Linked DNA regions of Mus musculus: region 2 is linked to region 1. Evidence: chromatin loops called from intact Hi-C (ENCODE). Cell type or tissue: left cerebral cortex. All regions are shown on one strand.

Evidence for each region. Hi-C counts contacts between places; a loop is a spot of excess contacts. Peaks named below come from ENCODE experiments on the same cell type or tissue, not always from the same donor. Only the 100,000 strongest peaks of a DNase experiment are listed, where the experiment ranks them.
Region 2: it touches region 1 in a loop (2.1-fold over the local background); 3 of 42 quality-filtered maps call a loop at or near these places.

What each region holds. Positions count from the first base shown.
Region 1 is chr6:135,904,703-135,909,702 of GRCm38, forward strand. All of the region lies in intron 5 of Grin2b (glutamate receptor, ionotropic, NMDA2B (epsilon 2)), which reads right to left. Among named protein-coding and RNA genes, the nearest start is that of Gm14330, 55 kb to the left of the region's middle. In left cerebral cortex, CTCF peaks have their summits at 3,003 and 4,856; DNase peaks (open chromatin) are centred at 940, 1,654, 2,188, 2,635 and 4 more places; H3K27ac peaks cover 4,716 bases.
Region 2 is chr6:136,085,540-136,090,539 of GRCm38, forward strand. The region is part of intron 3 of Grin2b (glutamate receptor, ionotropic, NMDA2B (epsilon 2)); the gene reads right to left. Among named protein-coding and RNA genes, the nearest start is that of Gm26653, 85 kb to the right of the region's middle. In left cerebral cortex, a CTCF peak has its summit at 2,539 (motif pointing left); no DNase peak of the experiment used is centred here.

The sequences.
Region 1 (5,000 bases):
CTGTCAAATTCTTTTCTTTTTTATACACATATTCCCAGTTGCTTACTAATAGCCAGATGACTGATTTCGACAGCTGCTTCAGCCAACTAAGTAGGCTTCCTGCTCACAGCTCAGAAGGAATGGAAGCCACAAGGATCTCTCTCTCTCTCTCTCTCTCTCTCTCTCTCTCTCTCTCTCTCTCTCTCTGTGTGTGTGTGTGTGTGTCTGTCTGTCTGTCTGTCTGTCTCTGTCTGTCTGTCTCTTAAATTTCTGGAAATAAATAACTTTGGCCAGAAGCGTGTGTCACTTCCGGAACTGACAGACCAGCAGACTAAGCATGTATGACCTTTACACAAGACCCAGAAGACCTGGGAGGCTGACTTGAATGCAGTGTTTCCTGTCATTTTCCACTTTCGAATCTTACCTTCGCGGTAGAAAAAAGAGCATTCCCCAGCCCTGCCAGCCCTTAGACACATACCCATCATGGTCCACCGCACAGAGAGAAGAGAGAGGCCAGGTGAGCTCTCTTTAAGTTGATACTCAAATACAGGTCCAGGTTTCCAGTGGCATTTCTGAGTTACCCCCTTTGACTGAACGTGCAAATATAGATAGATGGGGGTAACTGGGAGATGCTCTGGGCAGGTTAACTATCATGTCTTTGCTACTTCCTGCATGATTCATATAATACCAGCACCAAATGGCTAGCATAGCATGAGGCTCAGATCACATCAGGCAGGAGGACCAGAGCACCAGCCAGGGAAGGGAAGTGTAAAGAGCTAGGGGCATTAAAGAATGGTCACAGGCCCTAAGCTACTAAATCCATGAGTCTATACTGGTCTGAGAGTGTAGTGTGGTTGCTATCTGTCTTTCAACCATCTGTGACTTCCAGTGAAAACCTTGGGTGTGTGTGGATATAAAATCCAGAAACGCTTATAATGCCAAATGCATAATTCTGCTTGCAGAGCCTGCCATTAAGTCGTGTGTAAAATAAGAATTCGACTGTCTGCCTGTGTAAGATATTTTTCTATCAAACCTCAAGAAGCCAGATGAATATTAGAATATGCTACACAAGAAATGCCTGGCTGGTTCCAAAAGGAGAGCAAGCACTGTAAAGCAATTAATAAATGCTATTTACGAGCGGTGATTAGCTCTTTTCTTGTGTTGCGTTATTGGTGAGGGGATGTAGGAAAACTCATATAGCCACTCTGTTGGAATCTCGATTTGAAAGGGAACAAGAACCCTAGATTCCCACCCCTTCTACTCATTCCACAAAGCCTAAATCTTACAAACGTAAGGATCAGATGCAAAACTTCTGCTTGTGAGGGAGACGCCTGGGTACGTGGAAGTCTGGCTAAAACCAATGGCAACGATCACCTAATGATGCCCCTGTGGTAAGTGCGCCTGGTGGCTCTGCCCTGGTTCTCTCCTACAAATCACAGGGAACTAACAAGAACAACGCAGCACTTTTTTTTCCTTTGTCTTCTTATTTCTTTGGCGAAACATAGCATCTCCCCCCAAGTCTTTAATCAGACAGTTGGCACTCGTCTGTTCTGCAAATGCAATATTCCTTAATTGTGTTTCTTAATACAATTACAGAGCTGTGCTTTGGCCGCGCTGGCTCACAGAACCGTGCCAAGATCGAGCCCAGTCAGAGCCACAAAAGTTTAAATGCCACACGTTACAGAAGTGCCTACCAGCCCCTGCCACCGTAGGATCAGAACCAATGAAACTAACTGCTCAAAAGGCAGAGGCAGCAGGGAGAGGTAGAAGGTGGACATCTCACTCTCTGCACTGTGGTACTCACCCACTGCTCCTCACTCTAAATACTATTTTCTCTTTCTTGCATTTCAGTCTACAATTCCATTAAATATAATAACAGCGTAGAAATACAAAGAACATCTTTTTTTTTTTTCAGCACGAAAAAACTTTCATTTTAAAGCCCACTGTGTGCTCCAAAAATTTAGCAATGCATCAATTTCTCATCGGGGCCAGGGCACACATGGTACTGGAAGCTTTAAAGTTCAGTGTCTTTTCTCTGTATATGGGTTGAACTAAAGACTCCTTAAAGCCAACCCATTCCGATGCTTCTGTTGCCAACCATGCTGATAGAAACTCATCTCTCTGCATAAAATAGACCCACAAATGTCAGCTGAAGGAACGGGATGCACGAGAGAATCAGGATTTCTTCTCATGCGATAAATGTTCACAGCTTGTACCCTTTCCAGAATTTGAGGTTCCCAACACCAGCAACAATTACAGTTTTTGGATTGACCTTCAGGAGGGAAGCAAAGGAAGGGATTCTTTCATGAACACCAGGTTTAAAATCCATTTAAAATGTCATTCTACCCTGTTCTGTTCATCTGGGCCACACAAATGACAGCAGAGTGGTTCTAAGCCCCTGGCTGCTGGAATCAACCTCCAAGCCCTGATACACATCGTTTCTGACTGAGCCTGTACCCCTTTCTGGTCCTTCGGAGTTAGAATTTGCGTTAGGTCAGGCCCGGGTTCTGGACAGACTCTCATCAGTTTTCCTGAACTCTTCCATGCAATTGGCAACAAGAAACTGAGGATTCAAAACACAGGGAGGGGAAAACGGCAAAGACAGCAGGCAAGGAAGCCAGCTTGTCAACACTTCCCCGAGGCTGTTGACTCATTACCAGGTGATAACATTTTGAAAGACTCCTCTAGCTGGAAAACTAAGAACGCTAGCTGCTGATCACAGCAAATCTCCCTTGCTTAGTGTACAGTAATGCCACCGCTCCCTCAACCACCAGCACCCCACATTATCCTACTAAGAGTTGTGGGTTGCAAATCCCCCGCCAACTGCCCCTTCCCACTTTGTAGCATACAGTAGGCATCGGCCCATTATCATGACTACGAGGACAGATCTGCTAAAAGCTGATCCCCTAGAGTCCACTCAAAACATCCCAGTATTCCACTTGCCCCTTGCGGGTTAGTTTGGGGACTGGGCAGAACCGGGGAAGGAAACGCTTCCCTAAGGATTGTGCCGCCGCTAGAGGCCGCTCTGAGCCAGATTCTCGCCTAAATCTGCTCTGAAGGGAAATCGCATCAGAGGGAAGAGGCAGCACTGAGTAGCACCGGGAGTCATGGCAACACCATGGCTCCTATTTTTAAACTTGTGGGTGAGTGAGCACACCAAGTGTGCGTGTATGTGCGTGGGGGGAGGGATTGGGGCGCATCTCAGAGGAATATCCTCCCATATGCTTTTGAGTTTTCAGGGGTGAATAATCTGTGTCCAGAAGGTCATCGAATTAAATTGGAACTTGGGATGGAAGAATGTGTTCTTTCCTTAACTTCACTACCTTGGTCTCAATCACAAAAGATCCTTTAGGTCCTAAAGGCACACCTAAATTCCTGATAGCTCCAGCCAGCGTCCTCTTTAATGCTGATCTTTGTTCCTTCCGCGTGCTTTGCCAGCCTCTTGGGTGATTCACTTTGTGTTGCTAGAAGAGTAAGAAGTCTAAGACTGCAAATTAAAGGGATCTTTTTGCGGATGCCCCACTCCTCCTGAGGCCAATCAAAGTGCATGCTGGGTAGCATTTGCATCGTCCAGAACCTTGAACAAGCCTCAGTATAGAAAAAAGGGTGCAGACACCCACTGCCTATGTTATCAATTAAACCAAGTGCAAATGGCATCTAAAATGCAGAAAACTGGCCCAGGTTGGTTCAGCCCGTTTCTTCCCCAGCAGCACTCCCCCACCTCTGTTTCCTTCTGGTCTGCTCTCCGGCAGTGTGTATGCTTTGAACAAGTCCAAACTTATCTAACCTGTCAAAAATGAACGGTGGCCCTGGAGAACATCTGTAAATCAAGACAGAGGTCAAGGTCTTGCTTTTGTCTTAACACATGTCCAACGACAATATTTTCAATGTTCCTCTGACCTTTCTGAGTGCCAACAGACTCTAGAACAGAATGTTTGCCTCCTCCTCTATAGGAGGAATTGCATCGGCCACCTCTATGTAAATGCCAAATGCCGGGACCACGTAGCCATAAAGGCATCTCTTATAGGAGGATTTAATTGAAGACTGTCTGAGAGACCAAGGATTTTTGAAGTAGACAATGCCAGCCAATCAGGAACTGTTGTTTAGAAAAACTGCTCTCTTGGAACCAGTGGAGCATAGGTGGAGGGTATTAAAGGAGCTTGCAGCCGTGCTCAGACGAGTTTGCCACTGCACTTCTTACCTGCTCCCAGAGTCTGTGTCATTTACTCTGTGCCACCTCACCTCCAACCCCAAGGACGGGGAGGGTCAGCAGCCAGTAGTCCAGGGCACAGGCAACACTCTTTCATCACAAGATTCTCAGGTGTGGAGTGATTGGGTATGCTTTTCCATGTATGAGATAAAGAACTTGGGAGCATACAGCCAGAGTAAGAAAGAAACATCATCCTTTCTTGTGTGAAAAGAAAGGGGCCCAGAGCATCATAGCAAAGTGAACCTAGATACAAAGTGGTGTCCCCTGGGATCAATGTAGATGTCTTTAAAACACATTTATTGGATGTTGCCCTCAGGCTCCCTCTGGGTTTCTCATGGTCGAGCAGAGGCTAGTGCACATATGTGTGCAGTGCGTCTTTATTTGTGTATGTATGTATATTTATTTGTATGTGTGTGCACCTGTGTTCATTTGTGTGAGTATATGTTTGTGCATGTGTGGGGGTGTGTTCATTTACTGAGTGTGGGCACATACACACAGAGATCAGAGAATATTCTTGGTTGTCAGCTCTCACCACCTTGCTTGAGGCATAGTCTCTTGTTCCCTGCTATATATGTCAGGATAGCTGGCCTGAGATTTTCCAGGGGTTCCCCTGGGTCCACCTTTTATCCCAACAAAGGAATGCTGGAATTACAGACCCCCACTGCCACTCCCAGCCTTGTGTGAGTTATCGGTACTGCAAGTACTTTACACACCAAACCACCTGCCCAGCCTAAGGAAGAAATTCTTGATTCTGAGCCACTCTGTCCTGCGAGTTAATGCTATGATCTTCACAATCAAAGTCCTTCACATT
Region 2 (5,000 bases), 180 kb after region 1:
AATTATATTTACCTAAATTTATATAGCTACATGTGGCTACTGGCTATCATACTAAATAGTACAATATTAAATATTCAATCTGTCAATTACCTTAAAAACATATTTTCCTTTTCTATGTCCATCTTTCTGCTATCTTTATTGAATAATTTGACAAATGAACTCTGTTAGTCACACTTTTTATCACTGTGGCCAAATATCTGATGAAACAAACTAAGGGGTGAAAGGTTTATTGAGAGATCATAATTTCAGAGTTTCTAACTTGACCCATGAGCTTGGGCAGAATTTTATGGTGGTAGGTGTGTACAACAGAGAACAACGGTCTCTGGGGAATGAAACCTGGGAAAGAGTGGCAGAGAGAGTTGGGACAGAGGAAGTAGGAAAAAGGAAAGAGAGAGGAGAGGGGATGCTGGGCGAGAGCACAAACCTGTGCCAAGAGCTATCTCTCTCTTGTATTCCATCAGAACCCTCAGCTCTGGGATAGTACTGTCACATTCAGGGTGCACTGTCCTTTTCTGCTTATCCTCTCTGGAGAGAAACTCATGAGCACACTCAAAACACGTGCTTTATAAATCTCCTAGGCCCTTCTCAAACCCACAAAATTGGCAAGCAAAAGGAACCACTGGCTGCTGTCCTGTTGACACCCAGATGCATCTATTTAAGGTAAAACACTCCCTCTCTGGCCCCCACAAGGATCGTGTCCCTCACACACTGCAGTGTGCATTCAACCCAGCTCCTCCCGTTCCTAGCGGTTTCACTGTTCCAATCTGCTTCAAGAGTTTCAGTTTAAAGCCACTCTGGGACACAAAGCCAGCTCTTGGCTATGATCCTTTATAAAAGCAAGAATGAGTTACATACTCCAAGGATACAAAGGCACTAAGTAAATATCTCTATTGCAAAAGAGGAATATGAAGGACTAGATGAAAGCAAGATCCAAGGCCAGCAGAACAAACATTGACTCTTCTAGATTCGAGTCTAGCATAAGGTAGGTCATTTGGTGGCTTAATGTGACTTATGAAGGGCTTGCTGTTGTGTGACAACTTTTCTTGAAGAGAAGCAACGTAAAGGTCTACTGCAGCCCCTACGTAGGCATCACATAACAGACCAAAGTACAAATAGCACTAAAGTCCAATTTGATGAACCAATGAGTTTTATTAGAGTTACTTTCAAGAGTACAGGTGAGGGATTACTTCCAAGAGCAGAAATGACTCAAAGATAGCTGCATTACCAGTGCCCAGTCCAGCACTGTTGTTAACAGTGCACCAGCTGGGAAACCTAGAGCATACTGCACACCGACAGGCAGCTCAGCAGGTTAGAGGGTGTCCTTTCCATGCATCTCTGGTGTAAACCTCTTTCAGGCAGCTCGCTCATTTCTGCTTTTTACAGGCAGCTGGTCTGGTCCTAGAGTCTTTGCAGCTTAAGTAAGTCTGATAGGAACTCTCAGCTTCCATCACTTCCTCCAGAAAGGAGAGGCCTGGTGAAGCTGTAAGTTTCAGGGACTTCCTGGAGCTATTCTGAGTTGTTTGCCTACCTTCTTCCCTGCAGGAAACTGTTTGACAAGACCTGCCTTGTACTCCATGCCAGTTACAACTGCTATAGGTTTCTTAGACTGCATCTGGTTTGGTCCCTGATGCCTTCCTTGGCAAGACAGTCCTGATTCAAGAGCAAAACAGCTTCTTCTGGACATGACAGGACCTTTGCCCTCATGAACTCAAGAGTAGCCATGGTTGCCTGCACAAGACCTGAACAAGATCACATTGATAACATTCTATCATGGAATAGCAAGGAGCTTATGAGCCCTCACACCTAACTAATCTATTATGGACAGGTGATGGCATTGGGGGAGCAAGGAGAAAAATCAGTTTTCTTTAATGATGGTTGGTTTACCAGACCCTTCAAATAGAAGCGTATGTACAGCATTAGAATCAATAGATAATTATAAGGGGGATTTTTTTGTGTTTCTTTTGTTTTGTTTTTACAAAAAGATGAGAAGAAGGAACTGTTAAGGTGAGAATAAATCTGGAGAGAGTTAAGGGGAGGCGCTGCTGAGGGTGGACACAATAAATGTGCATTACATGACATTCTCCACTAATAAAAATATTTATTAAAAAAAGATTTTCAAAAAATTAACTGGTCTATCACATTTAGCCTAACCTCTACAAAGTGTCAGGGCATGAACAAAATGTAGACAAGCTTTTTGCCAGAATGTAACACAAATAGCTGCTGGTTCCATTCCCAGGAGACTCCTTGCCTCTGTCTGACGCAGATCACTGTCTGTGTCTGTCATTTTGCCACTGTGACAAAACATCCAGAGTCAGGTTTCAGTAGGCATTCGGTTTTGAGGTTTGAGTCTGTGCACACAAGGCTCAGTGAGCTTTGGCAGAGCATCTGGGTGCTGCCATTGTGTGAGGGAGGACTTCTCCACCTTGTGGTAAGGGAAGCACGCAGAGAGAAAACACCTGCAACCTGGATTTAGTTCACAGCACCCACACAGCAGCTCACAACCATCTCTAACTCCAGGCTTAGAGGATCTGTCTCCCTCTTCTGGTCTCCTTAGGCACTACATGTATGTTACATCCATGCCTGCAAAACACCTAGACACCTAAAATAAAAACAATAAGTAATAAAATATTTCACCAAAAAAGTTTTTAAAAAGGAATATGTCACTCATGATTAGATCTTTAATGTTTCCCAAAGTCTTTGTGTACCTATTGAAATAATATAATTTTGTCATTTAAACTTCTAATGTGATGAAATATACTACCTGATTTTTTTTTAATATTTTCAACCTTGGACTCCATGAAAAATGCTTGGTCATGATATGTAAGTAATTTCAAAGATTTTGGATCTCATTTGCTGCGATATTTTCCCATCTATATTTATGAGTATAATTGACCTATAATTTTTCTTTCTTGTGTGCTCTTGCTGGGTTTTAGTATTGAGGTTACCTGAACATTCTGAAGAGAGAGAAAATAAAACAACAAAACACTTGAAACTCATCTCTTTTTATTATCTTGATGAGTCTGTATAAAAATTAATGAGATCTTCTTTTCACATTAGACCACTTTTGCCAATGAAGCCATCACACCCGCCTTGGTTTTTAAAGGAACATTTCTTCTGCTAGCAATTAAATGTTTTTTACGATAATGTTTATTTTTCCTATTTATTTGTGAAGCAGTGTTGGTAACTCCTATCCTCTGGGGTTTTGTTGTTATTGTTTTTTGTGGGTTTTTTGTTTTTTTTTTTTTTTTTTTTTTTACCATTTCAGCTACTTTAAATTTGCCAGCATAAATATTTACAATGACCTTTCATCTTTTCATGAGAATGCTCCCTTTTATTTCTTAGAGGATATGCGCTTCATATTACTTCCTGCTGACCTGTCTTGTACGTAAAGGCACGTTTCTTTTCCTAAAATATTTACTTTATAGTCTATCATCAACTTAATTTTTACTCTTTATTTCCCTTTGTATTTTCAGATTTTAATTTTCTTTAACTTCATGAGAAAAGTGTAGTTTATTAATTTTCAGTCAATTTTTAAAATATAAGCTATATTAAGAGAAATTACCCAAGGAGCTAAAGGGAACTGCAACCCTATAGGTGGAACAACAATATGAACTAACCAGTACCCGGGAACTCTTGTCTTTAGCTGCATATGTATCAAAAGATGGCCTAGTCGGCCATCACTGCAAAGAGAAGCCCATTGGACTTGCAAACTTTATATGCAGTACAGGGGAACGCCAGGGCCAAAAAGGGGGAGTGGGTGGGTAGGGGATTGGGGGGGTGGGTATGGGGGGAAGTGGGTATGGGGGACCTTTGGGATAGCATTGAAAATGTAAACGAGGAAAATACCTAATAAAAAATCATTTTGACTGAAAAAAAAATAAAGTCTCTTGATTTCACATATATTTTTATTTTGCTATTAGACTTGTACCATCTAAAATCTTTCTAGGAACCTGAAAACATTGATCAATTGAAGTGACTCATCTGTCTGAATTATATTTTGTCTGCTATTAGTGTAGTCATAGCAACATTGTTTGATTAACATTTTAATGATATATGTCTCCCAAACATTTGTGCTCATTCCTTTAATATCCATATATTTTGTAGATGTGCAATCTAGTAAAGCATGCCATTTGATTTTTCTCATAAACTCAGTCTGCTATTTACTTTTTAAATGTGAGCAGTTTTAGTTATTGGGACCACAGTACAGTGTGCTGTGACTATAAATCTATTCCCTTTATCTGATGCTTTCTCTCTGAGCCCTCTCCTCTTTCTTTTATCCTGTCTTTCTTTGCATTCTTGGCAGTGACTATTTTTATAATTTTTAATTTCCTATCTGCTACATTATGTCAGATAATTGGTTTCTATTGTTTTAGGGATTATGCAGTGAATTAAAACATGTCTGCTTAATTTATCACATCTTAAAGTAACTAAATACCATTAGCCTTATCTCAGGAACTGTAGGCATCAGAGGGCACTCTAAGCCTCTGGACCTCCCTGCCTAAGTTAAAAGTACATCTTGGATGAGCATTTCTCAGTGTGTTATCTTTGATGGGATTGAATACACTTAATGCTCATTTTAAGTTCACTCACACACCTGCCTACCCATTCTTCACTCCATCTTGTAGCTCAGACAGTATGGCTTAGGCTTTGGTTCCTTCTGCCTAAGTCAGAATAGCAGCAAGTTCTTTGGTGAGAGTCTGTGGTTGATGAAGAGTCAGCTTCTCATTTTCCTGAAAAGTTTTAATTCATTCTTAGCAAATATATTCACTGGTAATGAATTCTGCAATACCAGTTATTCGCCTCCCATAGTTCCCGGCCCAGCTTCTGATGTTTCTATGGATTTGTCAGCAGTCATTTTCCCCACCATTTCACTATAATATTTTTCTCTACATTCTATTAAGAGATTACCTATCTAGTTGATATTCAAACATGATAGTATGACATAATTTTAAGGTAGGAAACATTTTGAGGCATAGCATCTAAATTTGTTTCTTTGTGAT